2 separate regions of the Mus musculus genome follow, and region 2 is linked to region 1. Evidence: chromatin loops called from intact Hi-C (ENCODE). Cell type or tissue: gastrocnemius. All regions are shown on one strand. Each heading gives the region's core, and the rest is flanking DNA. Links, peaks and the distances in the headings are about the cores only.

Region 1 (8,331 bases), core at 202-8,201:
GCTTCCCTGTGCCCACTACCCGGTGCAGTGGGACTTTATGGCTCTTTCTGTCTAAAGGGAGAATCCCTCTCCACCTGACTATGATATGACTTCATGGTTTACTTTGGTGGGAACTATAGCGTCCCGTTCTGAAGGAAAGGCACATATTTCCTATCACTTTCCATGACTCTACTGCTAGGGGGACGTTGGAGGAGAGCTTAGGAAACCCAACTTATATCCTGAAGAGCTGGGTCCAACAGCCAAGCTTTGTCTCCAGCCTGGGGCAGCACCATACACTTGGAGTGGTTCCACATGGATGTCCATTGAACAGCTGTTTCTTCCCTTTGTGCACCTGAAACATTTCATCCTGATCTTGTTGAAAGCAGTGAGAACTACCTAACCTGTGCTGCCTTCCAACTCCAGGAGGCTCTGGCTCCAGCCCCGGGTACATTCATTAAAAAACAGAGGAAAACAGCAGAGAAGAGAACATAGCCCTGACCCTGCCAGACTCACCTGCCATGTGGCTTCCTCAGGCCTTGAAGCTACCTCATGGCCTCTGCCCCTGGAGTCCACCGATACTAAGCACTTGAGGTGGCCTGATTTTCAGAATCATGCTCTACTTTCCTCCAGAGAATGGTTTGCCTGTAGCTTGGGAGAAGGAAAGGCCTCCTCAGCCTGTGCCCACCCACTGTTAGACCCCTCACCCTCTTCAAGCCACAGAGGCCTGCCCATCTGGCAGTGCCTGAGGCTTCCTTCTCAATGCTAGATTTGCTGGCCAATTACCACCCCTGTGGAGCAGATCCAACCAATGGCTTACAACAGTTGGGGTACATGCATGCCAGCTCTCTCAGTGTTCAAGTAGAACAACTCTCTGATGCTTCTGCCTGGGTCTCCTTCTGCTCCAGTTGCTCAGGCAGTGTGTGGGCCCAGTGCTCTGCACCAGCTGCCTGCCCTCTGTTCTCAAGGCCTCTCAGTGCATTGTCCTCTCCAAATCACAGCTGAGAGATTTCCTATCTCTCAGAGGTGAACCTCTGAGGACAACCAAAGTAAGAGGCATATTTCCACAAGGCTCAAAGAGAGTGTGGTGGTATAAATGAGAATGTCCCTTATAGGTTCAGATGTTTGAATACTTGGTCTCCACTTGGTGACACTGTTTGGGTAGATTTAAGATGTGTGCCCTTGCTGGAAGAAGTATGTCACTGGTGGTAGACTTTGAAGTTTCAGAGCCATTCCTACTGTGTTCTCCCTCCCCCTACCCGTACCTGGTTTTTTTGTTGTTGTTGTTGTTGTTGTTGTTGTTGTTGTTGTGTGTGTGTGTGTGTGTGTGTTACTTGCAGTTTGAAATGTGAGCCCTCAGCATCTGTTTTCTAGAACCATGCCTGCTACTTGCCTTTATACTTCCCAACTATGGCAGACTCATCCCTCTGGAAGGGCAGCTAAATAAAACCTTGGTCATGGTATTTTATCACAACAGAAAAATAACTAACACAAGGAATTCTAGAACCTTCCTCCTGTCCCTTGAAATTGAGAACCCCCTTAGCAAACCATCAGAAAGTCCCAGAACACCAGCCCCTCTGCCCAACAGCACAGGGCTTCAGAGAGAGCCTGCCAGGGATTAGCATTCTGCCAGCTTTGTCACCTGGAATAAGAGCCTCGACGTCACTGGACATTGCTCACTCATCCAGATAGGAGTTCTACCTGCACCCAGCATGATGGGCAGATTCTATGAGGCCTTTTCACTGACATGGATACTGAGATAACCTCAGCTTGTGACCCTCCAAATGTCAGGACACATTTCTTAAGACACATTGTCAGACAAAAAGATCTCTGTCACATTCTGCTCTGATTTACTCCTTGGGTGACCTACACAGCAAGCCAATTGCATCAAAAGTAGTTTAAAGGCCATTTACAAAACTCCTCATCTGCTGGACTGGAATGATGCTCTGGAATGACAAACTAGAAGGACGCATGCTCCCTGCATAGCTGGAGGAGAGACAGACACAAGCCATAGTTATGGGAAAGGTCTCTAAGTAACTTCCCTGTGGCCCCTGTGGGGCCTGGGCTTCCAGAACACGACCTCAACTTGGAGTCCCTCTGACTCCAGCAGTAACCATGTGATCCCAGATGAGCCAATCAGGCTGCTGATTCCCCTAGTCACAGAAATTGGTGTTAACATCAATGTATGACCCAGAGTGAACCAAAGATACTCAATCCTGGAGTTTTGTTGGGCTTCTGGGGACATGATGACTTTCAAACTGGAATCAGGAAGGCAAAGTGAAACCTGAAATGGTTTCTGGAGTTTCTGAAGGAAAAACTACAGAAAAGGAAACAGAGTCCATTCTTAGGTAGAGTCCCAGCAGCACAACTTAAACCTTGGTCTCAACTCTTGTTTTGGTTCAAAGCTGATTGCTCCCCAGAGCTCATGCCTTATGTATGATGAGTTCAAGACACAAGGCAAGCACAGGATGAGGTTAGCCCTCATAGGCAAAGGAGTTGAAGACTTGTGAACAAAGAGGTTTCTGACCCAGGTGTTGAGGAGTGGAGGAAAGTTGGTTCTGTAGGGATCAAGGCAGGGAATCTCACTAGAGGCTGTGACTGTTGAATATAAAGCATCCCTCTAAGAGACTCATGTGCTGGAAGCTTGGACCCCTAGTTGTAGGTATGTTATTGTGCATAGTGTAAAGAAAGATTACCCTTGTATTATTCAAATGCTGACTTCTGTGCCCCCACATCTGGTTGCAAAACACTGCTCCCCAATTATTTCCTGATTAGTCAATAAAGAAGCTGATCAGTCAATGATTGAGCAGGGGAGAGAATAGTGCTGGACTTCCTTCCTCACAGTGAGAGTGGGAAGTGGCGGGGAAAGAGAGGGAGACACCCTGAGAAAACACCTGGAGCCCAGAGAGACAGATCAGTACTGAAATGCAACTATCACTAGGATTTTGACTGGGAGGTAGCCAGATTAGTGTAGAGGATTAAAATAGAGTAATACTGCTCAGTTGTTGTGCCCTTAAAGCTTGTTAAATAAGTATAAATAGTCCGGTCTCAATTATTTGGGAGCTAGCTAGCTGGGTTAAGGCTACAACAAATATTTATAAAATCGCCAGTAACACCTGGTAATGGAACCAGTCATTGAAAGGTAGTGGGATCATGGGGGCTCTCATGATCAATTGATCAATCCATCAATAACCTGTGGCATTACTGGGAGGTAGGAGGAACTGAGAGGTGGGATCTGGTTGGAGGAAGAGGTTACTTTGGGGATTAAAGTATATAGTACCTAGCCCCTGTGCACTCTCTACTTCCTTGTTCCAGTGAGGGAAGCACTTCTGTTCCACCATACCCTCTCTGCCATGACAGTCTGCTTTACGTCAGGCCCAAAGTCCTGAACAAGAGACCATAACCTTAAACCAAGAGTTAGAAGAAATCTTTCTTTCCTCTATGTTTTGTTATGGTGACAGAAAGCTGACCAACACAGAGACAGGGTAGATAACCTGACAGAGACCTAGAGGTGGGATCTGGGAGTGTTTTTTAGCTCAGCTGGAGCCCTGAAGATGAAGCAAGGGCATTAAAAGGAGCCAGACCCTGGGAAGGTAAATGCCAGGCTATGAGGGTAAGCATCAGGCAGGTGTCTGTTCATGCTAAGTGAAAGAAAAAGTGGAGTTAACTTTGTTGGGTTAGGGCCCCAGAGAATTAATGAATATATGTTCCCACCACCAAAAGGTAGATATTCTATAGACTTATAACAGAAAATTTCAGCTATAAACAGGCAAGGAGCATAGACTGAGGCTAAGGGTTAGCAAGCTAGTTATATGGCTTACCTTAGTAGCTAGCCTAGTTAGCTCTAATAGTCAACTTGACACAGCCTAGAGTCATCTTAGAGAAAAATCCCTATTGAGGAGTTACCTAGATCAGATTAGCACGTCTATAGTCTATAGGGGATTGTCTTGATTGTTAATTGATGTAGAATGACCCGGCCCACTGCAGGCAGCACCATTCCCTAGGCAGATGGTCATGAGCTGTATAAGAAAGCTAGCTAAGCATGAATCTGTGAGTGAGCCAACAAAGTAGTGTTCCTCCATGGTTTCTGCTTCAAGTTCTTGCCCTGACTTCCCTCAGTGATAAACTGTGACCTGGAAGTATAACCCAGATAAACCTTTTTCTTGCCAAGTTACTATTGGTCAGAGTGTTTTACCATAGCAACAGAAAGGAAACAGAAACAATAGCAGACCTAATTAAACATGAACAGAGAGCATTCATGTAGGTGCTGTGGGAGGAAGGGGTGAGGGAGGTGTGGAGACACCTTGTGCAAAATAGAACAATTCTCTGAGGCAAGCAGGAGTCCTGCAATGCTAAGACCATGCTCCTCAGCAGTTGCTGGGGACACACTGCTAGGAAACTCCCTCTGGAACAACTTTCATAGGTCTCATGCTTTAGTGGACCCTCAACATTGTCCTTCCAAAGCCACCCAGTTCTCCCAGTTGCATGACAGTGGTACTTAAGCACTTCCTGACTCTGCCCCTTTAATTCAACTAGATATTAACAGGGAAACCTTGCAGACCGGGACTCAGAGTAACGCAAAAGCTTTGAGTGGGTTGCTTGAGGCCAAAAAGTCTGGCTGTGCCTGGCTTGCTCTGAGGTCTGAAACTGGCTGGCACATTAGATATATGCAGTCACAATGCCATCCCAGACCCACTGAGCCAGGAATTGCTTTAAATAAATCCCAAGGGACCTGTGCACACATCCACATTTGAAAAGTGGCACTGGTCTCCTCATTGCATGGAAGCAGCCAAACAGAAAGAAGAGTACCACAAACCCGACTGCAGTTGGGTTAGGACAAGAACATTATAAAGAGTTACAATTCTCTTCTGCACATTCCAAAATGGAGTTTATGGCTTTCATAATGAAAAAACCAAACACTTAAAATTGAAGAAAGTCGGAACCACAAAATTATATGATATTATAAAGCTAGTAAATTATGAAATGCTTATTTGTATTTAAAAAGTAGGTCCATTTACAGTTTGTTATTGCTTTTTTTGTTTTAATTGTTCTTTCTCTGGCCCCACCCCCATCCCTTTCCTTCTCTCCCTCCCTCCCTCCCTCCCTCCTTCTTCTCTCCTTCCTCTAAAGCCTGAAGCTTGGGTGCTTTTGAAGGCAGCTTGGGCCCTGCTCTCCTGAGACTGGTCAGAACGGAAAACTGTGCTCTTCCCACACAGGGCACATTAGAGCATAAGTTTTAGCATAGCTGGATAGAGATGACCAATGTTTCCGTGTTTACTGAAGCTGAAAGCAGAGACTGACGTAAGCAGTGGGCGCAATTACGAATGGCCTGCCCCCATGGTGACTCTACCCACAAGGGATGAGTTAGTTCCCTGAATATCTCACAGTTTTCAAATCCCCCAAGTGCTGAGTTCACACATGATCTCTTATCTCCATCACTTTGCACTGCCCTTCAGTGCTCAGCATGAATGTCACTTCTCAGGGTTGCCTTCCAGGACCCTTCAGTCCCTTAGCGGCTGACTAAGCTCTCAGTTGCAGTTGATGGGAAAACAAACTTAGAGAGATTTAAGCCAGAAAGGGTGACTGCTGGATCAGATAACCGAAAAGCTGGGGTGGGGTGGGGTGGGGTGGGGAGTGGGGGGCTGGGGACGGTTGTCTGGCCTGGAGTATCACTGAATCTAGGATCTCAAATGCACTGCCAGAGTCTGCCAGTGGCAAGTCTCTTACCTCCTCCTTTGGACTCCCTGCTTTGGTGAACACTCCTTTGGGACCCCAGAGTGGTTCCAGATTTTTAACCTTCCAGTTTAGAAGCTCCAGCTGAACGAGAGTTTCCTTTTCTCCCAGTTGTCTTTACAAAAGACCTACTTAGGTCCCAGATACATCTCTGACCAATCATTAAAGAGGTCAAGGAGTGGTATGTTCTGATTGGTTAGGGTCATGCTTACCCGAAGTGGCCCCTAACTTCATCCTGTCTGGATTCTGAGGATGATGTAAGGCAAAAGTGAACATCCAAAAGGTGGGGCAGTTAAGCTGGATTTGTGAAAACAGCAGCAGTGTCTAGGCTCTAGAGCCTCAACGTGTCTCGTAAGGTTGGCTGGCTTTGGAAACTGTGCATGAATTCAAGTGAATATTTGACATCTGTCTCCCTAGCTAGACCAAAACTCAGCACAAAGGTTCTACGTGCACAAAGATCCTGTGTGTCCACAGATACTGGTCTGACATGCAGTGGGCGTTCATCAAATATTAAGCTCGCTCCAGCTGCCTTCCCTACAGCTCTGTTCACCAGCCTTTGCCTGAGGTAAGCTGGGAATGCTGGTGAGCAGGCTTCCCATTCTGAATTGGATATGCCTTGGATGCAGCCAGAGCCTCTGCCCCAGCTATGCCTAGGGACAGTCTGTGCCACAGCATGCTGTCCTGCAGACAGAAACATCTGTCTAATGGCCAACGACAACTAGGAACCGCTGTCACACAGCAGCCCCTGGGGTGGGCTGGCAGCAGACAGGATAAGAGGATGGGGTGGTTATAAATTCTGCCACGCTGTAGGCTAGGCATCCAAAACTGGGCAAACTCCAGCCTATAGTTCTCAAAGGACAGTTAGGTTTGCCTCTTTAAGGGAAGAATCTGAGATTTTTTCATAGTGGTAAACAAGGTCCCTAGGCCCCCACGCAACAAAGCCCGTTCAAGATGAGCCCTACCATTCAATCCCTAAATCCCTAGCTTTGCTAGTTAGAGAGAGAGACACATAGAGAGAGAGAAAGACAGGGAGACACAGAACGAGGCAGAGACAGAGAGACAGAGAAGACAGAAACAGAGGCAGAGACAGACACAGACTCACAGAGAGATAGACAGAGACAAGAAAGAGACAGAGTGAGACAGAGAGAGAAAGAAAGAGACCCTTTGCTTTTTTCTGGAGTCCCACTCATCCCAACATTTGTTGGTCAGGGAAGAATAAAGAGCAGAAACATAGCATCCTTTCCCACTGAGCCATCTTGCCAACCTGGAATCGCAAAGTCTGGATTTTTTTTTCAACTTTCAGTGATTTTTAAATGATAGGATTTTAATTGCCAAGGCTGAGATCTGTTGGTAAAATGCCATTTGATTTTTCCTGAGTCTGGCCTTCTGGGTTTGGGAATTTGAAGCCCTGGATCTGACCAGAGGTTCCCTGTACCCTGTAGGCAGTAGGCTCAAGCCAGAGCAGAGAAGAGCCATGTAGAACACAGACAATTTTCTAGACAGAGCAAGAGGTGGGGAAGCCAAGGTCTAGTAGAGACCACTGCTCACAAGTGACAGGAAGGACACTGTGTGTACCCTAGGGCATTCCTTCCTCAGCTCCTGACTCTTTTCAGTGACATTCCAGAGCCTCCAACTCCCTGATTGCCTCTGAGGCTTTCGAGTATACAAGGCTCCTACACTAAGGATGTTCTGAGCAGTGGAAGCCCAGTCATTCTGATTGGACCTCCTTGTCCAGATCATGAGGGACATAGGCTTTGGAGGCAATACAGTCAAAGTCTGACCTCAGTTTCCCAATGTGTGAAGGGCAAGTCCCTGATTCAGTCAACAGACTCCTTGAGCCCAGTCTGGGACCAGGCTGCAGTGATCCCCAGTTTTGCTACTTCTTGGGGGGAGGGGTAAACTGCCTCAACCCTTTAGCATTTAGTCTTGTCATCCTTAAAATCAGAACAAAAGAAAACCTGTTTCTTAGAGTCATTTTGATGCTTAGAAGAATTAATAATGACTAAGACCTTACAAATGCCTGCATTTTATGGCACTGCTCCTTGTCAGACCAGGGACAACAGGGAAAGAATCCATCAGCCCCACAGGACTCTGCTCTAGTGAGAAACTCAGTAACAGCCACAAATGGAGGCTCTTCTCCTGGATAGAAGATAAAGCAGGATAAAGTTGGGTGGCCTCTTCACTCCAGGAGCATTGATCCTTGGGGGATAGGGGGTCCATGGTGCTGTGTCCAGCGCTGGCCTGACACTTGGTTGGCACTCATTGAGTTATTTTTCCCAGAGTGCTGTTGTGAGTCATGGGACATGACATTTCTAGATGTTCCCTTGGGATTCTTTGTAAGAGTTGAATTGCAACAAGCAATAAAAGTGAAGAAGTAATGAAAGTAGCAAGCCACCAAAGGTCTGATGGCAGGCACAGGGGAGCAAAGGGGCCAGTGGGGGAGCTGAGAATAACTCACACCCCCTCTCCATCTCCCTACTTTATCTTTTTTGTTTGAGGCAGGGTTTCTCTGTGTAGCCCTGGATGTCCTGTAACTCACTCTGTGACCAGGCTGGCCTTGTCGACAAGTGGTCTCATATAGAAGAGTTTATTTGAGCTTACAGTTCTAGAGGAGAAGGGTCT
Region 2 (8,331 bases), core at 167-8,166, 46 kb after region 1:
AGATGATTTGTAGTTCTTTACTTCTACAGAAAGTGTTGCTATGAGGGCTTTGTTGTTGTTGTTGTTGTTTAGCCTTTCTTTTTTTTTGAGACAAGAGCTTGCTGTGTGCCCCAGATGGCCTTGAACTTGATGCAATTATCCTGCCTCAGTTTCTCAAGTGCTGGGGACCATAGGCATGCACTTCATGCCTGACTTTTCTGTCTTGTTGTTGCTTTTGTTTTTTTTTTGTTTTTTTTTTTCAAGAAAGGATTTCTCTGTCCTGGAACTCGCTCTGTAGACCAGGCTGGCCTTGAATTTAGAGATCCACCTGCCTCTGCCTCCTGACTACTGGAATTAAAGGCGTGTGCCACCACTGTCCAGCTGCTGTGAATATTCCTAAAAATACCTCTGGTAGCCCGATACACACATTTCCCTTCGGTCTATACTTTTTATGAGATAATTTAACATCTCTGTTGCAGTGCATTTAAAAAAAAAGTTTTATTTATTTTATGTATGTGAGGACACTGTCGATGTCTGAAAGGGAATGGGATCCCATTACAGATGGTTGTGAGCCATTATGTAGTTGCTGGGAATTGAACTCAGGACCTCTGGAAAAACGGTTAGTGCTCTTAACCACTGGGCCATCTCCAGCCCCTGTTGCAGTGCTTTTTAGAACATAAATATTTCAAAGTTTTAATAATTCTGCCCAGTGTCCTAACACGTAGCTGCTCCACATCGCACTCCCACAGGAAGTGGCTGAGGCTTCCGGATGCTTCACATCCTCACACCTGATACTGTCAGATCCTAAATTTGAGTTTTGGGCTTGAATTTATAAACCAAGCTTCCAGGGGATTCAGATGTGTTTGGCAGGAGGCTCAGATTCACAGAAAGAACAGCTCTGGGGTCTGCTGGGTTATTCTAGGGCAAACCTGCTAGTCAGGATGGTGTGAGGACCCACAGAGCTGCACTCCTGGTGTCCTTTAGCTCCCCATAATTATGGCAGTTTCTTGTCTGTTCACACTCTCAGTGTGACTCCTCTCCTGACTTCAGCCTCCATTCCTCAAGCCTGAGCCCCTTCTTTGGTTAGAGTCTCACATCTGTGTCCCAGAGCTTGGGAATAGGAGGAGAAGGGGGCGGGCATCAAAGGTAGCATCACCCCAGAGGGACAGTGGTTCTGATGGGAGGGGTGGGGTCTTTGTTGCCATGGCAACCATCAGTTGTGCAGTGTGCCTACCCCATGACCAGGCTTCAAGGAAGTAAGATCTGCCAGATATTCTAAAAGTAATGGTTAACAATGCCTGGTGGTGAACTCAGATGTCTGCAGATCCAAAGGGTGTGAAGAAGGTGGTCAGGGGTTAAAACACACAGAGGCACACACAGAGACACCTGTACACACATACACACACACACACACACACACACACACATCACACCATTTAAACCAGCTCTTCTCAAATGGGGGGTGACTGTGCCCCAGGGGACATTTGACCGAAAGGCCTGGAGGCATCCGAGGTGTGTAGTGGATGAAGCCCTGGGTACAGATGCTGGCACTTCCTGTCAGTGGCCAGGCCTGCGGCTCAGTGCAGCCTCACACTCACAGCCCTCCCAACTCAAATGCTGGCAGTGCGGGGGCTGAGGGCTGTCCTGTCCTGTCAGAGCAGAGCGCTGCCTTCCCAGCTAGGTTACAGATGGACCTGAGCTTGGGGAAGGGCCACCCTGCACTGCTTATGAGCACCTTGAGGCCCGGGGAAGGCCAGTGTTTGCTATTTCCAACCCATTGAGCATGGATACATTTGAAAAAGTAAACTGGCAATTATTTCTTAAAGGGAAATACAAAAGCACAAGAGACACAAGCCACAAGTCAGGTGTAGATGCCTCTGCAGGGTCGACTGCTGCACCGGGCTCTAGCCCACAACTCTCCAGCTGTCCCTGTCAAGGGTGATATCACAAGGGAGTGTGGGATCTACAACTTTGCTCCAGAACGTTCTAACACCCCCCTCCCATGAAGTTCAGATGCCTGTCTGTAAGGTCCTGCATCCAACACAGCCTCCGTTCTCACCCCTGCCCTGGACAGGGGTTATTCATCTGATGAGATCAGATGGAGACAACCTCTGCAGGGATCGGCTAACTCAGGCAGGGCAGGAAGAGGCTGGTGGAGGGGAGTTATAACCCTCCTGTTCCCAGCCATCCTCTGCACCCAATATTTTTCCAGCTCTCCTCCTCTAACCGCACTCATTGTTACTCTCCCCCTCTTCATTAGGCTGTGAGTCAGAGATTCTGGGTTCTAATCCCAGCTCAGCTTATATCAGGAAGGCAGAGCCTGGAGCAGGGCAGTCACTCTGTACCCTTTCCTGGCTATAAAATCATGGATGAATAATAGTCCCTGAGGCAAAATGTTTGGGAGAAAGCTCAGTGAGTAAAGATATTTCATAAACAATGTTTCTATATAAGCATAGAACAGGGCCCGACTCAACTCTTTGCTTTGCCACATCCCAGCCAGGTGACCTTGGGGAAGCCACCCTTCTGTGGGTCACAGTCATGCTGGCTTCTGGCAGACTCTGAGGTGAGTACTCATGAGGAGCCACCACAGAGTCTGATGCTGAAGGAAATAAGGGAAGTGGAGGCAGCTCTGCCTGGATGGAGCTCACCCCCAAAATCATCACCAAATGTCTCCAGGCCTCTCCTCCAGCTCTCCTGAGTCTCCTCAGCCCATGAGAGACACATCCATTAAGAATGAGGTTCTTAACCTGTGGGTCATTGACCCTTTTGGGGTGGAATAGCAGATATCTGACATATCAGATATTTACATTACTATTCATAACAGTAGCAGAATTACAGTTATGAAGTAGCAACAAAATAATTTTATGATAGAGGGTCACCACAACATGAGGAACTGTATTTTATGGGTTGTAGCTTTATGAATGTTGAGAACCACTGGTTTAGAACAACAGGTGGGCCAGACACAAGCTGTCCAATTGGACTCTCAGTCCCTACGGCCCTGGCCCTTTGTCTGCTCCCTGGTGCTTTGGTTACCACATTTGGGACATGAGGGTAATCACCGTCCCCACCTTACCAGTTGTCTTAGGGTTCGACTGCTGTGAACAGACTCCATGACCAAGGCAACTCTTACAAGGACAATATTTAATTGGGGCTGGCTTACAGGTTCAGAGGTTGAGTCCATTATCATCAAGGCAGGAGCATGGCAGCATCTAGGCAGGCATGGTGCAGGAGGAGCAGAGAGTTCTACATCTTCATCTGAAGGCTGCTAGGAGATGACTGGCTTCCAGGCAGTTGGGACAAGGATCTTAAAGCCCACGCCACACCTACTCCAACAAGGCCACACCTACTCCAACAAGGCCACACCTACTCCAACAAGGTCACACCTACTCCAACAAGGCCACACCTACTCCAACAAGGCCACACCTCCAGATAGTGCCACTCCCTGAGCCATGCGTTTTCAAACCACCATACCAGGTGTTAGAGAAAACGTGTATAAAGATCTAGAAGTGACTTACTTACATTGCCATGTCATGATGTCACTAGACCTTAGTCCCATTCTTCTCAGAGAAGATTCTGGAAGCAAATGCCTAACCATTATCTCGTTAGGTCTGGGTTCATGAAGCATTGTATTGTTCTATAGTCAGATCACAACCTGTGGGGAGGAGTCTGGATGCTATCATGAGTGGCCAAGCATCAGAGGACCCGGGGCCTGAACCTCTCCCCAGGTGACAGGCTGTTCTCTCCTTATAACTTGTCAGGTGACCCAGGGATCTGAGGACAGGACAGGGAGGAGCAGCGATGAAGGAGGATCCCGGCCTGGCCCAGCCTCTTCCCTTGAGGCACATAGGGTCCCTAACTGCCACACTCAGGCCACCTCTCTAAGTGCCACAAGCCACAATCTGCATCTTCACTAAACTGGCACCTACCCAAGCATTTGTTCTTAATTATCTCCTGTATAGGTGATGCCAGGAATATTAACAGGCATGCCACCTGTTTCCTGGCAGGTGGCCCTGTGGGTGCACCTGTCAGCCAGCTGCCTTGGTCCCTACTGAAAACCAGTGGTGTCTTTTTCATCCTGGGCTCCGGACCCTCTGGGAGCCATTGAATGTCTGAGTCAATTCCTGGGAGGTCTCCATGCCCCTGGGGCCTGCTTTCTGGCTGTGACTGATGTCCAGGGCTTTGGAGAGGGTAGAGAGCTGGGAATTTTTTCCCTCTGAATGGGCAATGATATCATGTGAGTGTTATCACTTGTAAGGTGACATGCTTTTGTGTATGTCATTATATGTGAGGTAATGTCACCTCAGGGTGCTATTGCTTGTGAAGTGACATTACTTCCTGGGTGCCATCACCTATGAGCTGATGTCATCCCATGGAGCCATGGCCTGTGGTGACTCCTGAGGCCCACAAGGCCCAGAGCTCTGCCAGGGAAGGGATTCTCTGTTGACACACAGGGCCTGCTTATAGCTCTGTACCCCATATGGCTTCCTAACTGTGAGGCTTCCTAATTGACCTTGTTCCAGCTTCCAATCATCCAACAGAGAAGGCAGGACTTCTTGACTCACAGTTTGAAAGTTCAGGACTGGCCCAAGGCTCTGGCCTATGGTGACTTGGAGCATCATGGCTACAGGGGGCTCATCTCACCTCAGGGCAGGAAGCAGGAACCCAGAAAGGGCAGGGCTTTCTTCATCATCTGAGGATGCACCCATTTGGCGTTATTTCTTCCAAGGCCCCACCTCTTAAGGCTATACAACCTCTCCAAGGACATGGCATTTGAGAAACACCAGAAGTGCCAGCCGTAATTACTGAGTTCTTGGAGCTTTATATTGTAGAGGGGGAAACTGAGGTCCAGCCATGGACTTATAAAACTCCATGGACCCTGGTTCTGACCCAGAAAAAGGAGCTGCCAATTCGGCCACTTAGTCTTCCGAGATGCACATGCTCACCTCCCTGTTCCCACAGTTCAGGAACTGACTGGGTTTTTTGTTTGTTTGTTTGTTTGGTTGGTTGGTTGGTTGGTTTTGGTTTTTCCAGACAGGGTTTCTCTGTGTAGCCCTGGCTGTCCTGGAACTCACTCTGTAGACCAGGCTGTCCTCGAACTCAGAAATCTGCCTGTCTCAGCCTCCCAAGTGCTGGGATTAAAGGTGTGTGCCACCACTGCCCGGCCAGGAACTGACTGTTAAATCACAGGGCAACTGGCACCCCCTGCTCCAAACATGGCCATTGCTCCCACCCTCCTCAGAAGACTCTGCCATGCCAACTCTCTTGCCTCTAGCCCTTCTACTAGCCCTACTGCTCTTCTCCCATTCTGTACCCAGCCTATATTCCCCAGGCACCACCCTACCCTTCTTTCTTCTAGCCTTTCTTCAAACATCACTCTATCCCCAGTGAGGCTTTGATGGTCCTCTCCCCTTCTAATTTCCATGGTTTTAAATTTTCATTACTTCCCAGAGGCATCTATAAGGCAGGAACATCCCTGAGGCAGTTTACAGGCAAACCAGAGCTGGTTGGTTTTAGGTTTTGTTCTATAAGGATGTTTGTTTTTGCCCATCCATATCTCTAACATATAATAGCTCCCCTATAATGCTAATAACAATAATAGCATCAACCCAAAGGAATTAACTGTAATTTTTTTCCAAGACAGTTTCTTTGTGTTTCTTTGGCTGTCCTGGAACTTGCTCTGTAGACCACGTTGGCCTGGAACTCACAGAGATCCGACTGCTTCTGCCTCTCAAGTGCAAGGTTTAAAGGCATGTGCCACCACTGTCCAGGCAATTAACTGTAAACTTTTTAACATCATCTCAGGCTTGGTCCTTGTGAATTGTTCTTTCTCATCCTGTCCTGCCCCTACCCCTACTCCCAGCCCCCTGAATATACATCCTGTAGTCTTCAAACTGTCTTTATACATGGTTCATTCATGTTGGGATCCTGCCAAGACCCCTGTACCTCATTCAGCTCATCAGTCTCTTGAGAAAAATTCCTTCTTCCTCTTTTACGAGATCATCTACTCGTGAGCTGTTCTCGGGGTATCTCTCACTGCATCTCCGCGTGCTACGTGCATTCTGTCCACTGGTCTTCAGGACTTGAGGGCTGCCTGCCACTGACTCGTATCCAGTCTGCGACTGACCCGCTTACCTTCTTAGGACTGACAGAAGGTGATTTCACAGTGCCCTTGTCAGAGTGAGGGAGAGAGACACAGCTCCAATTACAGCCTTCCCAAGCCTGAGGAGCACCCATAGTCGGTTAGGGACCTCAACTCAGACCAAACCAGGATACACAGCTTCTGGACTGAAAAGAATTTCAAGACTAACCAGTGTAGTGAGACAGTTGGAAATGTTATTGAAGATGTTTTAATATAGGCTCAAGCACAGGGCTTCAGACAAAGAAAGCCATTCACAAGAAATGAAGACATAACCAAGTGGGAGTATGTGCTTTCTGAGGGAGAGAAGGGCAAGTTGAGGCACGCCCCAGGGTAGGCAGGGATTTCTCAAGGGATTGAAAGCAATCCATCATTTCAGCATCAGCCACTTACACCATTTTAGTGACTCTTAAGTCACATCTCAGAAAGTTGCAAACAGCCCCCTTTCTCTTCCCTCTTATAAAAGAGATATGTGAGATGTCTCTGGAGATGCCTTGGATGGTGCTACAACATGAAAAAGCAAAATCAGAAGCCATGAGGGCCACACAAGGGGTCTAGAATGAAAATCATTTCCCTATAAGCTGCTGATATTCCTAGAAAACTTCAGGTTTGTGGCTGAGAAGGAAGAAAAGCCTCTAGTGGTGATTAGCTGTGCTGGGAATTCTTGCAGGCAGAGGCTTCAAATGGATCCAGAGTGACAGGCTTTGGGCTCCCATCTCCCATACTCCAGATCTCCCCTGCCTTCCCATCCTACCACACTGGTCTTTGCCACACCTGTTTGCTTGGGTTCTTCCCAATGACATCTCCTAAACGACTTCCATCTGGGTACAGAGGTTCCTATCTCATGCTGTACTGACATTGGTCCCAAGTGACCAGTGAGGGTTTATGGCTCTTCCTCCTTTGGAACATCGTTGTGCACACAAGCATCTTACAGTTTTCTAGTCTTTCTTCTTTGATGTTCAAACTGTCTCAGGCTTGGCCAATGGATGTCTGGTGCCAGACCCTGATGCCCTTTCAATCTTCCCCACTCAGACTTTGTGCACTTCCTTAATCTCAGGGACTAAGCAAAGATATTTAGTATGTTCCCCCAGTCCAGCCTTAGGTCAGTCCTGGGGATCCCTTCAGCCTGCAGAGGGTATGAAGAGACAACAGAAACTGTACAAAGATACCTGCCTTCTTGCTCTGTTTATTTCACCTTCTGTTACACCATTTCCTGACTTATTACATTGTTGCTATTCTCTCTGCTCCTCTTGCCTGTTTATTTCACCTTCTGTTCCACCATTTAATGATTTATTACATTGTTACTATTCTCTGGGCTCCTCACTAGAGCATCAACACTAGGAAACCCTGTTTTGTTCGCTGCTAGGCCTAGGAGAGGCAGCACAGAGATGAAGCCTAATAAATTAGTTGGATGAAAGAGGGGGTGGGATTGATGGATAGTCCCCCATGCTTGCCCTCCCCTAGCCTGAGGGAGTTGCACAGAGGGTCCCCCACCCTTTGACACCTCCCCAGCCTTGGATCTTATTTATATCAGCAGAGCTGGTGACTGAAATGTCACCACTGGGCCTGTGAGGCAGAAAAGGCCAAGAAGATTAAAGGCATCTCTGATGAGATGTTAATTTGTTTCCAGAAGCAGGTGGGGGTGGTGGGGACTTTGTGAGGCTGAGGCAGGACTGGAGGAAGCAGAGGGGCAGAGGCTGGCTTGGATCCCTTCTTTCCCTTCCTTCTATCTGGCTTTTGAGATCTGTAAAGCTTGTGTGCTGAGGGGAGTTAAGTCAGTCCTGTGTTTGAATCCTGCCCTCAGCACTATCTGGGTCCTTAACGATTTGTTGTGGTTTCTACCTGCCGCTGGCAGCTGGCAGACATCCTAAGCCCTGTTCTTTTTACCAGAGGGAATAATAGGGGTGGGGATGGGGGTCGTGGCCTGGTCCTTGGCCAGACTTTGTGCCCTGGACTCTGGTCCTGGCTGTTACCCTATAGTGTGCATAATACTGGTGAGAAACAGCCTCTTGTATCTGTAATGAACTGGCAGGACACATGGCACACAGTAGGGCTTTTACAGAAGACTTATTTGGCCCAGTTGTGGCAGTTTTCGTTGGCTTAGTTTTTTGGGGGGGTGGGAGGTTGAGGCAGTGTTTCTCTGTAGCCCTGGCTGTCCTAGAACTTACTCTATAGACCAGGCTGGACTTGAACTCACTGAGATCTGCCTACTTCAG

What was found. A loop is a pair of places that touch in the nucleus more often than their neighbours do. Peaks named below come from ENCODE experiments on the same cell type or tissue, not always from the same donor. Only the 100,000 strongest peaks of a DNase experiment are listed, where the experiment ranks them.
Region 2: it touches region 1 in a loop (2.2-fold over the local background); 2 of 42 quality-filtered maps call a loop at or near these places.

What each region holds. Positions count from the first base shown.
Region 1 is chr6:91,855,471-91,863,801 of GRCm38, reverse strand. It overlaps a transcript of Ccdc174 not described here. Among named protein-coding and RNA genes, the nearest start is that of Ccdc174, 18 kb to the left of the region's middle. In gastrocnemius, for the core only: no CTCF peak of the experiment used is centred there; DNase peaks (open chromatin) are centred at 751 and 4,629; H3K4me3 peaks cover 555 bases.
Region 2 is chr6:91,809,440-91,817,770 of GRCm38, reverse strand. It overlaps a transcript of Grip2 not described here. Among named protein-coding and RNA genes, the nearest start is that of Grip2, 6.2 kb to the right of the region's middle. In gastrocnemius, for the core only: no CTCF peak of the experiment used is centred there; a DNase peak (open chromatin) is centred at 4,007.